Linked DNA regions of Homo sapiens: all the other regions are linked to region 3. The links are chromatin loops, found by intact Hi-C in ENCODE. Cell type or tissue: MCF 10A. All regions are shown on one strand. Region 1 has its middle 130 kb from the start of LINC02815. Region 2 holds the start of LOC124904539 (a long non-coding RNA gene). Region 3 has its middle 22 kb from the start of TMEM78. Region 4 has its middle 150 kb from the start of LINC02815.

The links. Peaks named below come from ENCODE experiments on the same cell type or tissue, not always from the same donor. Only the 100,000 strongest peaks of a DNase experiment are listed, where the experiment ranks them.
Region 1: a loop joins it to region 3, with 11 times the contacts of the local background. A loop is called at or near these places in 5 of 110 quality-filtered maps.
Region 2: a loop joins it to region 3, with 8 times the contacts of the local background. A loop is called at or near these places in 4 of 110 quality-filtered maps.
Region 4: a loop joins it to region 3, with 4 times the contacts of the local background. A loop is called at or near these places in 8 of 110 quality-filtered maps.

Annotation. Positions count from the first base shown.
Region 1 is chr1:229,017,886-229,022,885 of GRCh38, reverse strand. No RefSeq gene overlaps it. Among named protein-coding and RNA genes, the nearest start is that of LINC02815, 130 kb to the left of the region's middle. In MCF 10A, no CTCF peak of the experiment used is centred here; a DNase peak (open chromatin) is centred at 2,805.
Region 2 is chr1:228,945,963-228,950,962 of GRCh38, reverse strand. LOC124904539 (a long non-coding RNA gene) reads left to right here and starts at 1,148. Exons shown (of 3, transcript XR_007066920.1): 1 at 1,148-1,381; 2 at 2,230-2,342. It overlaps LOC105373143 (a long non-coding RNA gene), which reads right to left and starts at 2,321. Exons shown (of 3, transcript XR_949234.2): 1 at 2,181-2,321. In MCF 10A, no CTCF peak of the experiment used is centred here; no DNase peak of the experiment used is centred here.
Region 3 is chr1:229,225,450-229,230,449 of GRCh38, reverse strand. No RefSeq gene overlaps it. Among named protein-coding and RNA genes, the nearest start is that of TMEM78, 22 kb to the left of the region's middle. RefSeq lists enhancers at 1,671-2,396, 4,987-5,000. In MCF 10A, a CTCF peak has its summit at 2,797 (motif pointing right); DNase peaks (open chromatin) are centred at 549, 1,149, 2,809, 4,809 and 1 weaker place.
Region 4 is chr1:229,004,431-229,009,430 of GRCh38, reverse strand. No RefSeq gene overlaps it. Among named protein-coding and RNA genes, the nearest start is that of LINC02815, 150 kb to the left of the region's middle. In MCF 10A, no CTCF peak of the experiment used is centred here; a DNase peak (open chromatin) is centred at 2,750.

The sequences.
Region 1 (5,000 bases), 210 kb after region 3:
AAGCCTCTCCCTGCGGCCCTGGCCCGCCTCCTCCCCATGCACCAGGCTCTGGCTCCCGGGTACTCCTCCTGCCATGGGGCCCACGCAGCAGCTACAATGCATGCTTTGTTCAGGGAGCCCTGGGGAGGCAGCTGGCTACAAAAAAGTTCATCCACTAACTGGGCTTGTCCTTGACATCTGGCTTCTCTCCTAGGACCTCATTTTCCCCAACTTAAGTGGGATTTTGAATTAATGAAATTATAGCCCTTTGAACTGACTTGAGAATTCTCTCCCAGGCTCAAATTACATCTCCACTCAGTGTGTCTAGATGGCTCCAACACTTTCACAGATCATCCCCTCCCAACCCCTAGGAGATCATCTACATTGCTGTTTTCCAGTTGTAGAAGAATGTGATTCAATAGAACCTACTGCCTGAGACAGTGATAGCATGTGTGCATTTATTGAGAGCACTATACTAGGCATTTTATACTAATTTTCTCTAAAATTCACAACCCATAAGGTAAATAATGATACAATATCCCAATTTTTCTGACAAGGAGACCAAAGCTTTTGTCTACAGTTACTCAGCTAGAGGGTGGCAGAAGCTAGATTTGAACCCATATCCCTCTAATGCTAAAGCCTGTGAGACTCCACGGTGTCCCTCTAAGTCACAAGTTGTCTGTGAGTGTATATTTACAAACACATGTGGACAAAAATTTTGATAGTAGCATCCACAAACGTCACATTGAGATGTGAAACAGGCCTCTAATAAATCAGATCGGGATATCTTCTTTGCTTCTCACCTGGCATGATGCTGGGTTTGTGGCAAGATACAAATATGTATAAAGTTGGCCTCCTGTTGCCTCAACACGAGATGCCTTTACATCCTAAAATTGCTATTACTTAAGTTAAAATACATCACACAGTCTACTTCAGCCTGCTTCAGGTCAACTTGTGGTTGTCACAGGGGCCAGCCTCAGAGGTAGACAGAGTTTAGACTTTTCAGTCTTACCCCCAGTGTCCTTCTTCTCTCACTGGGAATTTCCCTTTGATATTCCCACCAAATACCCTTGCCCTGGATGGAGTCATATTCTCTGAAGTATCTTCCATTCAAGGGTCCTAAGAGTCAAGGTCATTCCTGATGGAAACACACGCCTAGGAAAAGAAAATCAACCCTCAATGTGATCTAGGTCCTTTAGATCTAATTTCCACTTTTTAAAAAAATCCAAGGGTCAGAGGGACATGTTAAATGACACCATAAGAACATAGCAGCAAGTCCAGACTGGGGGAAACTGCAGGACAAATGACCTGGTTTCTTCTCCAATAAGAATTTGTAAAGAAAAAAAGGCCAAGTGTAGGTGCCCATGCCTGTAATCCTAGCACTTTGGGAAGCTGAGGTGGCGGGATCGCTCGAGCTCAGGAGTTCAGCCTGGGCCACATAATGAGACCTCATCTCTACTAAAAATTAAAAAAAAATTCACTGGGCATAGTGGCACCCACCTGTAGTCCTGGCTGTTTGGGAGCCTGAGGTGGGAAGATTGCTTGAGCCCAGGAGGTTGAGGCTGCAGTGAGCCGTGATTGTGCCACTGCACTCCAGCCTGGGGGACAGAATGAAACTGTATTGAAGAAGAAGAACAAGAACAAGAAGAAGAAGAAGAAGAGGAAGAGGAAGAGGAAGAGGAGGAAGAGGAGGAGGAGGAGGAAGAGGAAGAGGAAGAAAGAAGAAGAAGAAGGAGGATTTATAGAATATGTAGATAGAAAGAAACTTCAGAGACAAATCAACCAATCTCAGTATATGAATCTCTTATTAAATCCAGAGTCAAACAAATGAAGTACAAATTACAAGACAATTGGGAAAATGCAAACACTGGCTGGGTATATTATGAGACTAAGGACTAACATTAATTTCTTAAAAAGTAAGAATGATGTTATCATAATCATATATTTTTAAAAACAGCCCTTATCAATTGAAATACTTAGATATGCAATGATATGATATTTGTTCATACTAGTATTTGTTATACCATAGTCAGGGTAGGCAGCAGTTAATTGCTGGGTGTATAGACAAAATACTGTCTGCCATGTGTTGATAATTATTAAAACCAGGTAATGGATATGTTGGATTATTAAATATTGTCTGTAATTTTATATATATTTGAAATTTTCCATAATAATGAGTTAAAAAAAAAAACAAAAGAAAATAAGGGCATACCCCTTTATGCTCCGTCCCCAGTGGGTGGCCCAAGTGGAGGGTGGAGAACTTCGACTCTGGATTCAACCAGACTAGTTGGGCTCGCTGTGCCCACCACTGCCCAACTGGGAGCTCCACTGGATGGAACCCTGGCCTGATGTAACCATGGCTCACTGAGGACCAATCAGAAGGAGAAAGAGCTAGCTAGCACATTTAGAGGACAATCAGGAGAGTAATGGAAAGGAATTACCAGCACAATGGCAATCTATGAAAAGCACTTTGTAAATTGGGAATTAATAAATTCTTTTTAGTTACAATTCATGTATTCTTAGAACTAGGGATATAGCAATGTTCACAAATCCTCTTCCAGAGGAATTTAGAAAAAATAATTAGAGGATGGTGCAGAAACACAAGGATACAAATGATGTGGAAATGCCAGAGAGAGATCATGGCTGATGGGTAGGAAACTGAGGAATGACCTCAAGCATGCCTGGACTACCCCTGGTCCCAGGCTGGTGGGTTCAGGATGCACAGGGTGGGGCTGTCCTCCTTCCCGCCTGGCTAGCCTGCCTGGCAAGGCTAGCTCTTCACGGAACCGGCTCAAGAATAGAGATTGCACAAGTGTTTCAGCAAAGTGCTGCCACCTGGCAAGACTAGAATGCCAAGAAAACTAGAAGAGCCAGCAGGAGCAGAGAACTCCTGTCAAAGTGAAAGTGGGGGAGTGCCTTAGTCTGAGGGTTCAGCTCTCAGACAGTCAGTGTGTGCTGGGTGGATAGTGTGAGAGCGGGCCATGTCGCCCTTTCCTTTTGCTGCCTCCGGCCCTTGTCTCGAGAGCTACCTCTCTGGTCCTCAGATATCCCAAGAAGGCAGGACGGGGAAGGGGTCAGGTCCCCAGTGGTGGAGCTGGGAGGGGAACACTTATTTGTCCATTCAGGCAGGCTGGTGAAGGACTTAGGACTGCCCTGGTCATGCTGGGCTGATGTCATGCACTCAGGGACCAGGTTTGCATCCTAGCCTGCTTCCTATTTGTTTCTGTCCTTGGACAGGTTATTCATTTACCTCATCAGTAAAATAGGGATCCTCCTTCTGCACTGCTATCATAATTGAGATTATTGCCACGTGTTTCCAGGTAGGGGTTTGAGAGGGAGAATGAGCAAGAGGTGGTGAGGTGCGGGGACAAAACATGGGCTCCAGGGACAGACAGAGAGGAGAGATAAATCCCTGTTCCTCTTCTTGCCAGCACTTGGATAAGATTTTTAGAAATTTACATTTTCCCGTTGCTCAAAATTGTTGTTATCTTCTTTTACATTTTCTAGACAAACAAGTAAAAGTTTCTTCCATAATCCAGCTTCTCTCCCCCATCAATGTTGTAAAGAAAACCAGTAGTACTTAAGAGAGTGGATGGCAGGCATGGTGTGATTATGTGTGAGAGCTCTTGGGAAGCACTCAGTGTATTGGAACTTTCTTTCAAAGAAAGGAAGTGAGAGAAACAAACAAGTTAAGGGGACTGCTATGGTCTGAATGTTTGTCCCCCCCTCACCCCAACATTCATATTTTGAAATTTTAACCTCCAATGTGATGATATTTGGAGTTGGGGCCTTTGGGAGGTGATTAGCCCATGAGGGTGGGGCCCTCATGAGTTGGATGAGTGGCCTTATAAAAGAGATCCCAGAGAGCTCCCTCATCCCTTCCACCATGTGAGGACACAGAAAGAAGGTGCCGTCTGTGGACCAGAAAATGAGCCCTCACCAGACACGGAATCTTTGGCACCTTCTTCATGGAGTTCCAGCCTCCACAGCAGTGAGGAAGGAGTTTCTGTGTCTTGGAAGATGCCCAGCCCAAGGCATTTTGTTATAGCAGCTGGAATGGACTAAGACAGTGACCATTCTCCCTTTGCAACCACAGCAACACAGGGTTTTGAAAGCAGTCAATAAATGAGTCATATTAAATCACAGAAAATAATTCTCATATGGAAAAGTCATCTCTTTGTCTCCTTTTGCCTGCTGGGAAAGGCTGTCTCCTCTGAGCCTCCTTCTAGTGATCATGCACAGGTGTCGGTTAGAGATTCACTCTCAGTCTGTGGCTTTATTCACATCTGCTGCATCAGAGCTCAGCATTTGGGAGCCAGAGCCCACTGGGACAAGGGACAGCCACCATCTGGGAGGCAGAGCTGGGAGCCAGAAGGCACCCTTTTCTCCAGGACAGGACCACCACAGGCCTGGCTGTCTCTGTGATGGGCCCCCATCTCTGTCCTCTGAAGCCTTACCAGAAAAGTTATCGGCTGCAGGGAGATGGAGATATGAAGCCACTTTGAGGTCCTCAAAAAAAAGTTGCTCTAACACGACCAAACTCAGTATCTTTCAGAAGGCGGCCAGTTAGTGCTGTGGATGGGAGCCCTAAATGGTGACCTGGAATTGCAGCCTCACTGAGAGGCTTCCCCAGGGATCTGAGGCATGCAGCTCTCACTCTGCCACAGAGATGGCATCTGAATTGCCTTCTGTCCACGGAGGAGCAACAGCAGTGTCCCCACAAAGTAGTAGTGGGGACCTGGCTGTGGGCAGACTGAGACAGGGCCTGAAATATGCCAGGGAGTGGCTAAGTGGCAAACGGGAGCTAGAAATGGAGGGACCTGGGGAAGGGCAGCTCAATCGAGCACAAGTGGCACTCGCAGAGCAAGCAGGAGGAGTGTGAGACCATGCTTGTCGCATCCAGCTACCTGCACAGTGGGTGCTCCCGCCTCTCCCTAGTCCCCTGCATCAGCCCAGTCTCCATCATGCTGGCTCTCCACTTGCTGTGGCACTGAAAATTCCAGCCGAGGGCATTTCTACCA
Region 2 (5,000 bases), 280 kb after region 3:
TATGACTAGACAGAAGATAGTAGGGATGACAAGTTATTTGGGGGCACAGTCTAAGTTGGTCTGGTGTCTGGAATGAGATTGGGGCCTAATAAAAAGGAGCGTCTATACAGGAGTTTAAATGGGCTGTACCTTGTAGCATTTTGAGGACAGGTCTGACTTCTGAGAAGGGAAAGTGATAAAAGTATTGTCCAGTCCTTTTTAAGTTGGTGGCTGAGTTTGGTGAGGTGTGTTTTTAATAGACCATTAGTCTGTCACTGAATACTAAGAGCCTGAAAAAATGCTTGGCTGATTTGACTAATAAAGGCTGGTCTGTTATCAGACTACATAGAGGTGGGAAGGCTAAACTAAGGAATTGTGTCTGACAGAAGGGAAGAAATGACTGCGGTGGCCTTCTCAGACCCTGTAGGAAACGCCTCTACCTATCTAGTGAAGGTGTCTACTTAGACTAAGAGGTATTTTAGTTTTTGTGACTCAGGGCATGTTGAGTAAAGCTAATTTGCCAGTCCTGGGCGGGGGCAAATCCTTGAGCTTGATGTGTAGGGAAGGGAGGGGGCCTGAATAATCCTTGAGGAGTAGTAGAATAGCAGATAGAATAGCAGATGGAACACTGAGAAGTTATTTCCTTGAGGATAGATTTCTACGATGGAAAGGAAATGAAAGGTTCTAAGAGGCAGGCTAGTGGCTTGTACTATAGCATAGCCTGCCTTTGCTGGTGTGTGGTGATCAGGCCTGGTGGAACTGGCATCAATAAATCAAGCGTGATCAGGGTGAGAAACAGGGAAGAAGGAAATGTAGGGAAATAGGATGAACATCAGGTGGATCAGAGAGATGCAGTCATGAGGGTCAGGTGTGGTATCTGGAATAATGTGGGAGGCCGGATTGAAGTCTGGGGCAGGAACAGTGGTAACTGTGGGACTTAACAAAGAGTGAGTACAGCTGAAGGAGCTGGGGAGCAGAAATTATATGCGTCAGGTATGAGGAAGAAAATAGACTTTGGAAGTTATGAGAACTGTAGAGAGTGAGTTGAGCATAGTTTGTGATTTTGAGGGCCTCTAAAAGTATTAAAGCAGCGGCAGCCACTGCACGCAGACATGAGGGCGAGGCTAAAACAGTAAGGTCAAGTTGTTTCGACAGAAAGCCTACAGGGTGCGGTCCTGGCTCTTGTGTAAGAATTCTGACTGCACTAACCATGCCTAGGAAGGAAAGGAGTTGTTGTTTTGTAAAGGATTGAGGTTTGGAAGATTAATCGGACACGGTCAGCAGGGAGAGCACTTGTGTTTTTATGAGAATTATGCCGAGATAGGTAACAGATGAGGATGAAATTTGGGCTTGACTGAAGTAATGGGGGCTGTCTGTGAAGCCCTGTGGCAGTACAGCCCAGGTAATTTGCTGAGCCTAATGGGTGTCAGGGTCAGTCTAAGTGAAAGCAAAGAGAGGCTTGGATGAAGGGTGCAAAGGAATAGTAAAGAAAGCATGTGTGAGACCCAGAACAAAATAATGGGTAGTAGAGTGAGGTATTGAGGATAGGAGAGTATATGGGTTTGGCACCACGGGGTGGATAGGCAAAACAATTTGGTTGATAAGGCTAAGATTCTGAACTAACTCGTAAGCCTTGTCCAGTTTTAGGACAGGTAAAATAGGGGAATGGTAAGGAGAGTTCATAGGCTTTAAAAGGCCATGCTGTAGCAGGCGAGTGATAACAGGCTTTAATCATTTTAAAGAGTGCTGTGGGATGGGATCTTGGCATTGAGCGGGGTAAGGGGGATTAGGTTTTAATGAGATAGTAAGGGGTGCATGATCGGTCGCCAAGGAGGGAGGAGAGGTATCTTATACTTGTGGGTTAAGGTGGGGGGATTCAAGAGGAGAATACAAAGGAGGCTTTGGATTGGGAAAAAGGGTGGCAATGAGATGCAGCTGTAGTCCAGGAATAGTCAGGGAAGCAGATACTTTAGTTAAAGTGTCTCATCCTAATAAGGGAACTGGGCAGGTGGGGATAACTAAAAAGGAGTGCTTAAAAGAGTATTGTCTAAGTTGGCACCAGAGTTGGGGAGTTTTAAGAGGTTTAGAAGCCTGGCCGTCAATACCCACAACAGTTATGGAGGCAAGGGAAACAGGCCCTTGAAAAGAAGGTAATGTGGAGTGGGTAGCCTCCGTATTGATTAAGAAGGGGACGGACTTACCCTCCACTCTGAGAGTTACCCGAAGCTCGGCATCTGTAATTGTCTACAGGGCTTCCAAGGCGATCGGGCAGCGTCAGTCTTCAGCCGCTAAGCTGAGAAGATCTGGGAAGGAGTCAGAGAGCCTTGGGCCAGAGTTCCAGGGGCTTTGGAAGTGGCTACCAGGTGAGTTGAACAGTCTGATTTTCAGTGGGGTCCCGCACAGATGGGACACGCCTTAGGAGGAATCCCAGGCTGCGGGCATTCCTTGGCCCGGTGGCCAGATTTTTGGCACTTGTAGCAAGCTCCTGGGGGAGGAGATTCTGGAGGAACGCCTGACCGCTGCGGTTCAGGTGTTTGGAAGTTCTTGTGTGCTGGAGATGTGGCTGGGGTTTGTCTCACAGTGGAGGCAAGGAATTGCAAATTTTTTCTATTATTGTACACCTTGAAGGTGAGGTTAATTAAGTCCTGTTGTGGGGTTTGAGGGCCAGATTGTAATTTTTGGAGTTTTATTTAATGTCGGGAGTAGATTGGGTAACAAAATGTATATTGAGAATAAGACGGCCTTTTGACGTTTTAGGGTCTAGGGCTGTAAAGCATCTCAGGGTTGCTGCCAAATGAGCCATGAACTGGGCTGGATTTTTATATTTGATGAAAAGGAGCCTAAACGCTATCTGATTTGGGATAAAGGAATTGAAATTAAGAGAAGGGAGAGATTGAAGTGTGGCGCCAAGATTGAAAGGAGAAAGAGGTTGAGGGATAGTGAGGGAAGTTGGAGAAGAGAATAAAAAGAGGCCGCTTACCGGATTTGAAATTGGTGAGATGTTTCTTGGGCTGGTCGGTCTGAGGACCTGAGGTCATAAGTGGATCTTTCTCATGGAGCAAAGAACAAGAGGACAGGGGATTGATCTCCCAAGGGAGGTCCCCTGATCCGAGTCATAGCACCAAATTTCATGCATGTCCGTGTGAAGAGACCACCAAACAGGCTTTGTGGGAGCAACATGGCTGTTTATTTCACCTGGGTGCAGGCGGGCTGAGTCCAAAAAGAGAGTCAGCGAAGGGAGATAGGGGTGGGGCCGTTTTATAGGATTTGGGAAGGTAATGGAAAATTACAGTCAAAGGGGGTTGTTCTCTGGTGGGCAGGGGCGAGGGTCACAAGGTGCTCAGTGGGGGAGCTTCTGAGCCAGGAGAAGGAAATTCACAGGGTTAATCACTCAGTTAAGGTGGGGCAGGAACAAATCACAATGGTGGAATGTCATCAGTTAAGGAGGGGCAGGGCCTTTTCACTTCTTTTGGGATTCTTCAGTTACTTCAGGCCATCTTTGCGTATATGGGCAAGTCACAGGGGATGCGATGGCTTGGCTTGGGCTCAGAAGCCTGACAGAGTGGCCATTCAAACCATGGCACCTTCTTTCTTTGTTTCAGTTGAAAATCATATTTAAACCTGAACTCACAGCCACCTCTTTGTGATTTACTCTTTTTCTCTGGGTAGCTCCCATGCATACATGAGCTATATGTGTTAATAAAGTTGTATTTGTTTTTCCCTCGTTAGGCTATCTGTTGTTACAGGGGTCCATCCTAACTAAGAACTATAAAGAGTAGAGAGGAAATTATTTTTTCTTCCCTACATTCCATTACCACTTAAATTTCATTTTGTATTTTTCCAATTTGTTTCATGCATGTCTGATCTCGCCAGCTAAATGTTAAGCTCCTAGAAGGTGAGAACTGAGCTTATATCACATTTGGGTTTCCTCCGCTCTGATCTTGAGCTTATAGCAGGTATTTACTGAGACTTGCTATTTGCTTGAAAAAGTATTTTGCATTTCACTGGAGCTTAACAAATGATGAATAGAAATTATACATACATATATTTTTGTTATAGAAGATAATCTTCTCATGGTCCACAACATCCACTGCATTTAAAAATCTTTCTCCTATTGAGATAAAGACAAAGGGCTAGCAACAGTCTCCTCACTATTTGGGAACTGTAATTTTTGAAGTTATTGGTAATAATTTTGGAATTTCTGTCAAGGAGAGATTTAGGGTAATAACTTTGGTTGGGAAAGCGTATTCAGGAATTTATCTTGAATTTATTGTTTCATAGTGAGTCCACTGATTTTTTAAAACTGATATCTCATGTTTATTTGGGTTAGCTTTGGGAAGTATTGGAGATTATAGGGAAAGAGGTCTAAAGACTTCCACTAGCAAGGTAAAATGCAATGGCAGCACCACTAGAAGTAACCTTTTTAATTTCGAAACTTCTGGATCTAATTCCTTTTCCATTGTGTTAGTTATATATTGCTATAAGACAAATTATCCCAATACTTGGTGATATACACAACGACAGTTTATTATCTCACAATGTCTTTCGGTCAGGAGTTCAAAAATGACTTAGCTCAGGGTCTCTCATGAGGTTGTAGACAAGATGTAGGCCAGAGTTGGAGGATCCATTTCCAAGATGATGTGTCGCCACGAAGTTCCCTGGAGGCCTCGCTTCCTCACCTCTTGAGCTCTCCAGTTTGTTTGAGTGTCACCATGATATGTCAGAGGCTTTCTCCAGAGAGAGGGTGAGGAGGAATCCCAAAGCGTGTTTATCGGGTAGCCTCAGCCATCTAATGCCATGCTGCTATAGTTTGGATATTTGTTCCCCAAACCTCATGTTGAAATTTAATTCCCAATGTTGGAGGCGGGGCCTAATGGGAGGTGTTTGAGTCACAGGGGTGGATCTCCCATGAATAGATTAATGTCCTCCCTGGCTGGAGGGGAGGGAGAGGTGAATGAATTCTGGCTTTTGTTAGTCTCCCCTCTCCCCCAGAGCTGGTTGTTAAGAAGAGCCTGTCATCT
Region 3 (5,000 bases):
TCATTCTGGCCCTGAAAGGCTTCCATAAATCAGTGACACAGTGGAGCCCCAGCAAACTTCCTCCCCGCCGGTTTCTGGAGGCTCTCCTTCCCACTCTGCCCAGACAAGTGGAAAGGAGCGATCCCTTGAGTGGGTGGGTTACGGCCAAATGGCCTGCCCTCCCCACAGCTTGCAGATCTGGGCAGTTGGGTTTTCGCTGGAGCTTTGGGCTTCACCCACTGACTGCAGAGCTGCAGAATCCTTGCAGCACATTGGGGCTTGGGTTCTGGCTTTTGGAGGGATTTGGCTTTGACAGTGGTGGTGAGGAGGGAGTCTTTAATGAAACAAATTCTGTCATGTTGGATCAACACAATGGAGCTCAGTCTGCACAGTGGACAAGAATGGCTTGTTCCTTCCTTCTACCCTTTGTGCTTTGTTAACAGAATGTCCCTGGCACTTCTGTGCTCCTGCCTGCTGCCAAAAGCTTAACTCTGCCCTTGCATAATACTGGAGGACACTGTCAGAGGTCAGCTGGAAGTCCCTCATTCGAAGGCAGATGTGAGGGCTAAAACCCTGCCAAGATCCCCAGGCTGTTTTTCAGTGTTGAGGTTGAAACTTTTTCTCTGCCGCCTCCCCCAGTTTACCAACTCCTCCCTCTAACTGGGGTGGAGACTTGCGTCCAGGGAGTCTTCAGCTCCCCTCTATACAGTAAGAACACCTGCCACTGACACCCAAAGCCACGCAGTGATTTCTCTTCACTCTCTTCAGCCCCATGCTCTAGCAGGCTTTATGTTTTAGGGAGGAGCTGGAGTCACACGGAGGTCCGCTGTAGGAAACGTTGCTGCCTTCACTCACCCACTTCTGTTAGGCAAGGAGTTACAGCGGAATCTTACAGCAGAAAACAAAGCAGGAAATATGACCTCCCAGCGTCTCTCTGGGTCTGAGGAACAGGATTCAGGTGTCTCTGTACCTTGGCCAGTTTGCATTCTTGTCTGCCTAGGAATGCCAGATTCCTTTTAAAAACCACAGGTATAGGAAACAGCCCCAAGCCTAAGGTTCTTTCCCTTCCTTACCCTCTTTGTCTCTGTGGCTACTCAGCTCAGGAGGTGAGATGTTTTCATGGTACAGGGGACAGAAATTCCAGTTCTGGGAGGGGGAGCTGGTTGGGCTTCTTCTTTACTGTGGCCAGACATGAGCAACCTTAGCCTTCGGGCTTACACATGCCTAGCTGGTTTGTTTGTTTGTTTTGGTTACAAGGGGAATGGGAATAAGGAAGGAGCAACAGGCAGCTCAAATACCTCATCACTCCTGGAAAACACTATCACTTCCCACGCGTGGGAAGCCGGCATATTTGTTCCCGCAGTCTAGGCAGGTGGAGTATCCCTAATCCGAAAATCCAAAATCAAAAATGCTTTAAAATCCAAAGCTTTTTGAGCAGCAATATGATGCCACAAGTAGAAAATTCCACACTTAACTTCACGTGACAGATCACAGTCAAAACACATTCAAGACTTTGTCATGCACAACATTATTAAAAATATTGCATAAAATTACTTGGAAGCTGTGTTTATAAGGGTTTATATATAAAACATAAATGAATTTTGTCTTAAGATTTGGGGTTCATCTTCAAGATACCTCATTATATATCTTTTTAAAAATGTTGACTTTGGAATATATCTTATATATTCCAAAAAATTCCCGAATTGGAAACATTTCTGGTCTCAAGCATTTTTATTTATTTATTTATTTATTTATTTATTTATTTATTTTTGAGACAGGGTCTCACTCTGTCACCAAGGCTGAATGCAGTGGCGTGATCACTGCAGCCTCAACCTCCTGGTCTCAAGTGATTCTCCCCCCTCAGTCTCCTGAAGCTGGGGCTACAGGAGCACCACCATGCCTGGCTAATTTTTAAAAATTTTTTTGTACATATAGGGGTGGGGAGAGGTCTTGCTATGTTGCCCAGGCTGGTCTTGAATTCTTGGGCTCAAGTAATTCTCCAGTCTCGGCCTTCCAAAGTGTAGGGATTACAGGTGTGAGCCACCACGCCTGACATTTTTTATTTTTTAGATATGGCGGCGGCGGGGGGGTGGGAAGGGGGAGGGCGTCTAGCTATATTGCCCAGGCTGGATTCAAACTCCTGAGCTCAAAAGGTCCTCCTGTCTCAGCCTCTCAAGTAGCTGGGGTTACAGGCACATGCTACTGCACCTGGCTGCAACCACTCTGGATAAGAGCAACCTGTAATCCCTCTTCCACCTGCCTTTTGTTTACTGTATCTATCCCTGTAAAGTACTGCTACTTTCTAGCTGTTTGGCCTTATACAAGTTGCTTTACATCTGTATGCCCTATTTTCCACATCTGATAAATCAGTATTATTTCATAGAATTGCTATGAAGCTTAGATGAGATAATAAAGGCAAAGCTCTTAGAATGGTACTTGGCTCATAGTAAGCACTCAAATATTGTTTTTGTCAACATTTTCTATATATCTATGTATGGCTTTTGTGATTGTTTTTATTTTTAGTCAAGGATTACATCTCATTTCTTGCCTTTTCTTTGTATTCTGAATTCAGGTTGTGTGAATCTACCTGCCACTGCAAATTTTCAAGCTGAAAGGCCATTTGCATTTTACAACCACTCTCTCAAACATTCCTCTAGGGAACTAGCCGTTTTGAATTACTCCTCTCTTTTCTCTCTTGTCTCCAGAATTGCATATTCCAAATCCAGAACAGTCTCAGCATGGCTGCCGTTTTCTCGTTTCTTTGTGAAGCATCCCGGTCCAGGCTGCCAGCCTCACGTTATTTGATTGTTTTCGGAACAGCCGGCAGGGGGCGCGCATCAGCCGTTCCCAGCACTCAGGCGAGGGGTTCTGACTCCCCAGGTACTTCTGTTAATGAGTTCGGTGCCTGTAGGTCTTTCAGTTAGGATGATAGAAAGCTTCCTTGGCATGGAGATTCACCGTGTACTTCTACAAATAGAAGTTTAAAAGACAGAAAGCTGTATATTATCGCTGCTGAGAGCTTTGCAGTCACGCCTCCCTGTGATGAGACTGACTGCTGTGTTACTGTGGGTAAATTGCTCAGCTTCTCTGAGGCAGTTTCTTTTTATGTAAAAATGGGACAGAAGCCAGCCTGGCTTCTAGAGTTGTTGGAGGAGTCAGCATGTGGCTGATAGATGTAGAGCTCTTAGCCACTGCGGTATTTAGGAATTGGTAAGCATCTTTACTCAGGGCACTGAGGCAAGTTTGGGGCCCTGTCTTTTCTCTCCTTACCCATCCACCTCCTTTTCTTCTCCCTTCCTGCTCACTTTTTCTCCATGCTCTTCATTTCCCTGTATCCAGGCCTGAGACCAACGCCTGTGGGTACAAGGGAGCCTCTGTAGGCATAGGGCTGGGATATACAGAGGGGAGGCTGAGCCACCCACAGGGTGAAAAGAAGGCCAGTGGAAACCCCATTCCACTTCCCTCAGCTTTTTACGTGCATTCTATAAACCTCATCTAGTCTCTTGGTCAGCAGAAGCAAAATTAGCCACAATTTGCTCACACTGCACCCATCCCCAACCCCACTCCACCCTACCAGGGCTAAGAGATGTCAGCAAAAATAAACCCCACGAGAGTGTTCTTCATAGCCCGATGCACAGAACTGGCAGTGCCATGTGGGCATCACCCTGGATGGTGTGCATCCTCACCATACCCAGGCACCTACCTGGTCAGATGTGACAAGAGTTGCTCTAGGGACCTGGGATCCCAGAGAGGGTGGGTGGGTGGGATGGGGACACAACCTCAGCTGGCTCAGAGGAGGGTACAGCTCAGTGCCCAGGCTCGGCTCAGCCTGGCTTAGGGGACCATTCAGGCCTGGATTGGCACCAGTGGTTTGGTTGGGGACTAGTCTGGAAGGTTCCACACCTCTAATCTTCAAATGATGCTGGGTCTGTCTTCCAACTGGGGGGCTGGTCTAGGTGCCTTCTGTCCACAGGGGTAGCTTAGTTTGTTTCCTTTGAAGGCCTGGGTCTCTTTCTGGAGGGATAAGGGTCATGTGGGTAGGGGACCAGTTTGTTCTGGCTTTAGCCCTGAAAGTCCTGCATCCCAGGAAGCCACTCAATCCTGGGCACACTGGAAGGGGTGTCCACCTTGTGGGATGCAGCACGTCATGTGTTAATCTTGGTCTAGATCCCCGCAGGAGAGCTGTGTGGCTCTAGGATGTGATAGGGCACTTTGGGACGCAGAATTGCTGGGGAAAAAAAGAACTAACTATCTCCCACCACCAGATTAGATATGGGCTACTTAGAAGTTTCTTTCTTTTCTTTTCTTTTTCTTTTCTTTTTTCTTTTTTTTTTTTTGGTGCAGAGTTTTGCTCTGGTTGCCCAGACTGGAGTGCAATGGCGTCATCTCAGCTCACCGCAACCTCTGCCTCCCGGGTTCAAGCAATTCTCCTGCCTCAGCCTCCCGAGTAGCTGGGATTACAGGCATGTGCCACCATGCCTGGCTAATTTTTTGTATTTTTAGTAGAGTTGGGGTTTCTCCATGTTGGTCAGGCTGGTCTCGAACTCCTGACCTCAGGTGATCTGCCCACCTTGACCTCCCAAAGTGCTGGGATTATAGGCGTCAGCCACCGTGCCTGGCCTGCTTAGACATTCCTAACAACACTGGATGAATGGGGAGCTGGACCAAGCCACTGTCTTCCAGAGTACTGTGGCAAGTGGGGTCAAAGTGGATTCATCCCAAATGGGGATACCTTGAAGTGGCTTCCTGCCTTTGTCCAGGAGCTCCTCCCCGCACCCAGATCCCACAGCAGGAGGGCACTAGAGCCTTGGCCCACACCCCATCCATCCCCGACAGGCTGCAGCATGCCCTGCCTGGTGAGCAGTTTGCCGACCTTTGCCTCTAATTGCTCTCCTCTGCACACAGCCACTTCCTCTGCCTGCAGCAGAACTCATAAAAAGGGAGGCTTTCCTTCATACCTCTGAAAAGTTCAAAAGAACCCATTTCCTAGGGGAGACCTGGTCACGCCATCACTGGGATCA
Region 4 (5,000 bases), 220 kb after region 3:
TATTAGCCAGGATGGTCTTGAACTCCTGACCTTGTGATCCACCCACCTCGGCCTCCCAAAGTGCTGGGATTACAGGTGTGAGCCACCACACCTGGCCCAGTCTTATTTCTTAATTGAATTTTTAACTACTGTTGTAGATTTGAAGTAGCATAAATTTGTGCCAATGAAATGTCAACATGTGGTTTTATATTAGGGGCTTTGGCTCAAGATTTCATTAAAAATTGGAGCCCACTCCTGTAAAAATGTGAAATTCATCAGAACATACGAAGTAAATGTTAAAGAAAGTAGGGTCCCTGGGCACTTAAGTCCTATTTTTTTTTTTTTGAGTCATTCTCTGTCACTCAGGCTGGAGTGTTGTAGTGCGATAACAGCTCACTGCAGCCTCAGTCTCCCAGGCTCAAGCAATCCTCCCACCTCAGCCTCCTGAGTAGCTGGGACCACAGGTGCATGCCACTATGCCCTGCTAATTTATCTGTTTTTTTTTGTTTTTGTTTTTGTTTTGTTTGCTTGTTTGTTTGTTTTTTTAATAGAGATGGAATCTGGCTGTGTTGCCCAGGCTGGTCTCAAACTACTGTGCTCAAGCCATCTTCCCCCCTTGGCCTCCCAAATTGCTGGGATTAAAGGTGTGAGCCACTGAGCCCAGACTGAAGTCTATTCTTCAAGGTCCATTTCAAATGCCACCTTTTTTTTCAGGTGGGCACTGACCATGTCAGTTCTACATGTTCTCTTCTCTGGGTGTGCTGGTCTTGCTATTCTGTCCTAGGCACTTCTTAAAAACCTGTTTCTCTGTTCGAGTCTTATCTCTCTGTTGAGGTTTTCAGTTCCTGAGGACAGCTGAAATGTCTACTCCCAATGCTAAGCTCTTATTTCTCTCTTTTTTTTTTTTTTGAGACAAAATCTCGCTCTGTCGCCCAAGCTGGAGTGCAGTGGCGTAATCTCGGCTCACTGCAAGCTCCACTTCCCAAATTCAAGCCATTCTTCTGCCTTAGCCTCCTGAGTAGCTGGGACTACAGGTGTGCACCACAACACCTGGCTAATTTTTTGTATTTTTAGTAGAGATGGGGTTTCACCATGTTGGCCAGGCTGGTCTCGAGCTTGTGACCTCGTGATCCACCCGCCTTGGCCTCCCAAAGTGCTGGTATTACAGGCATGAGCCACCACGTCCAGCCTACTAAGCTCTTATTTCTTAACTGAGCTATGCCCTTTAAGAGATCTACAATTGATTTTTATGTTTATATCTTCCCCAACTTACGGGTTAAGCCAGGGAGAGACCCTAAGCAAATGTCAGTCTTAGGATATTACAAATGACTAGAAATTTACAGTTAAGAAGCACCTTTGCATGTATGATCTCAGCTGATTTTGGAAGAGCAGGTCATAATTCTGTAAGTGAGGTCAGTGGCTTGGCCAAGACTCGGGTACCTGGTGAATGCTCACTGCAGTCAGGGCCTGAATGTGCGGCTCCGGGTTTAGTGTTCACCACTGGCCTTTCAGCTCCAGCATTGACGCCTCAGGCAAGATAAGACCACTGGGGCTGAGGGTAGGAAAATGGGCCATGAGAGATGTCCCAACCTGACTGACGCATGCCTGTGGTCTGCGGAGACACACAGGCTGGGCGGCTGTGAAAGCGTCCAGGTATTAAAGGGACCGAGCCTTGACTGAGTGCTTCTCATGCATGTTCTCATTCATTCCTGAGACAACTCCATGAAATAGGTTCTAAATCCCCATCTCACAGATGTGGAAACAGAAGTTTGTGAGTTCAGTAATCTACCCAAGGTGACACCACCGGGGCGCTATGGAGTCCCGATTTGAGCCTATTGTCTGTTTGCGGGGTCTGTGTCCCTCCAGCTGCCTCCCACCAGTCTCCCTCTCATCCTGCCACATGTGCCTCTTATACACAGGGCCAACGGCCGCTTATCTGAAACCAAGCAAAGAGCCAGTGCCCTCCCAGAGGATCTGACATGGGTGACATTCCCCAGGACAAGGAAGTCCAGGCAGGTAAAGAAGAGATGGGGCAGCTTCCAGTCAAGACAGCAACATGAGGCGGGGACAGGGGCTGTGCCCTCTGGGCCCCAGTGCCGAGGAGACCCTAGGAAACCCAAGGAGCTATGTCCACATGGGGCTGCTTGTCTCCTGCTTTGGGGATGCTCAGTGCCACTGTCTTCTGCTCAGGGACTGTGGAAGATGGTTCAAAACCTGCCATATTTACTTGGAAGGCTGAAGCTGGAGGATCGCTTGAGACCGGGAGTTCGAGTCCAGCCTGGGCAACATAGTGAGACCCCATCTCTAAGAAAATAAACAAACAAATGAATAAATAGCCTGCCATGATTTTCCCATTCCTGGTTGCAAACTCTTGGTAGGCAACTGCTGCTCCTCTTTCTTTCCAAGCTCATCCTAACTTTTCCTCTGCTCATTCTAAAACAAGAGAGAACACTTTTCTGCTTCAATGGAAGTGGGTAAGTTTTGAAGAAATATGCTGGATCACACATATCCAACCCCATGGACCCTTCCCTTTGGCTAAAGGCAGAGTGAGTGGTTCCCTGGGAGAGCTGGGTGGATCTATGTGAGACGGACAGCCCTCTCCACTCAGGGGATTGCTCGATGGGACTGACCACAGCACCTTGCATGCCAGCCAGTACACACTGCCTGGCTCCCTTTGCTCACCAAATATTCATTATGCACCACCTATATACCAAGGCCTATAACAGGCTTTGTGGATACAAAGACAAATTACAAAATGCCTCTGCGTGAGTCATGGCTCCAGCAGGTTGCCAACGGAGGCATCAGCTCCATTGTGTCGCACAGAGCAGAACGCGTTTTCATCATCTGTGTTTCCTCGAGCCACACCACAAGGAGGCTAAACATAGGGTCACCTTGATCATAATGATAAGAATGTTTTTCTGGTCCTCCTCCCCTGGAAGGATCTCATGTGGATTGTGAAGGAATGTCATCCTTTTCTTGTGACCCAGAGCCAGCCTCCTATTCCACCCTCTCCAGCACAGACTAGTTCTAACTCATGCCCACACAGGAGGGGAGGTGGAGACCAGGAGGAGAACTCGCTTACCTGGCCGATGCCTCCACTGCTCGCCAGCCATAGGGCCAAAACCTGCCAGAGGGGCCTGTGAGCATCATCCACTTCCTTCTGCCTAGATGAGCTCTTTGACCCTAGAAGGCACTGAGCTCTCTCAGAGCCACCTGGCCACCCATGTGGATTGCTGACATGAAGCAATACAGTCAGCAAAGGGGATTTAAGACAGAAGCAGTGTAGGGTGAGTTTTCCAACGCCTGATCTGAGAGTCTTGCCTGTGATATTTGTTGTGTTTGGGAAGCACTGCGTTCTATAAGCTCCTCTGAAAATCACAGTGCATGCCAGTGTAACAAAGACTTGAAGAGCCCTGCGATAAAATCAAAACAAAATAAAACACACTCGGACACAAAATCCTGTTTGTCTAAATTAGCATTTTCCTCAAGTTTTTTTTTATTGGATCGAGGGTTTCTTTTTTCTCACTGAAAACTTCTTCATCTTACAGAACTAAGGCCTGTGGGAAAAACATATTGCAGACAACCCTGCCCTAGGGCATCAAGGCAGGAGGGTTGGGGGTGAGGGGGGCACCCTTTGCTCTTCCTCCAGCTTCTGCCTCCCAATGGCGGGACCCGGGACCAAGGACGTCCCACTCCCCGCTCCACTCTTGGCTGTGGTGGTGTGTGTCCCACATCGGAGGCAGCTGTAGTTGTTGATTGAAATGGGACACACATTTCCACACATTGTTAGCTGAGTTCGCTGGTAGGAGGACACACACTGGGGAAAGAATCTTGGCTTAGGAATTGGACAGACAAAGCCAGGTACTATTGCCTATTTAACAGCTGTGTGATCTTGGGTAAGTTAGAAGTCCCTGTAATTCTCGGTTTCCTTCTCTATGACATGAGAATAATGCATGCTTGACAGGCTTGTGTAAGGACAAAATGAAGTCATGTGTGCGAAAACCCTAGGGATGTGTCAGATACAGAGGAAGTGTGCAGTCATTGTTAGCCTCATGTACACACTCACACACACTCTCACACTCACACCATCACACCCTTCACACCACACATCCTCTCACACATCACACACACACACCAAACACACTGGCACACAGGCCGTACACACTCACACATGCACATCCTGCAGGTCCCTGAGGCGCAGGCACTATGCTTGGGCAGCATTCTGAAAGTACAGCAGGACCCATGGCCAGTGCAAAGGAGGGTTAGGGGGCACTTTACACTCCCTGGCAGAAGGTCTGAAGGGACTCTGAAGCCAAAACAGATGTAAGGAATTTGAGAAAACACTGGCAAGAAGGGCGTGGTGGCTCACACCTGCAATCCCAGCACTATGGGAGGCCAGCCTGGGCAACATGGCAAAACCCCGTCTCTAGAAAAGCATAAAAAATCAGCCAGGGTTGGTGGTGTGTTTTCACTCAGCTACTTGGGAGGCTGAGGCGGGAGGATTGTTTGAGCCCAGGAAGTTGAGGCTACAGTGAGCCGTGATCACACCACTGCACTCCAGCCTGAGCAACAGAGTGAGACCTTGTCTCAAAAAAGAAAGAAAGAAAGAAAAGACACTGGTGTTAGCTTTCAAGTCTTTAGAACTTGCTCCTACAGGGTCTTGATGCGATGGACAAAAGCAGCTGAATCGAGCAGTAACAGGTGTGTGAACGAATCCTCCTACGCGTACCCCTCACGTCTGTGTTCTGCCCACTTCTGCAGAGAATCTCTGCCCCAAGCCAGGCCAAGGGACCTCTTTACATGAGCAGCCAAGGGACAGAGACCTCTGGCTTCCCCAGGTGGGCCGGGGAAGCACAGAACAGCCAAGGGTGTCCCGATGTCTATTCACAGTGTATCTTCTTCCATCTTGAAAGTGCGTCACTTGTGGAAGGAACAAAACGCCATTACCCTCTATCTCATGGAGAAGCAGAGGTAAAAAGCAGAGAAGCGCTGTTTTACCCCAGCCTTCCTTATCTCTCTCA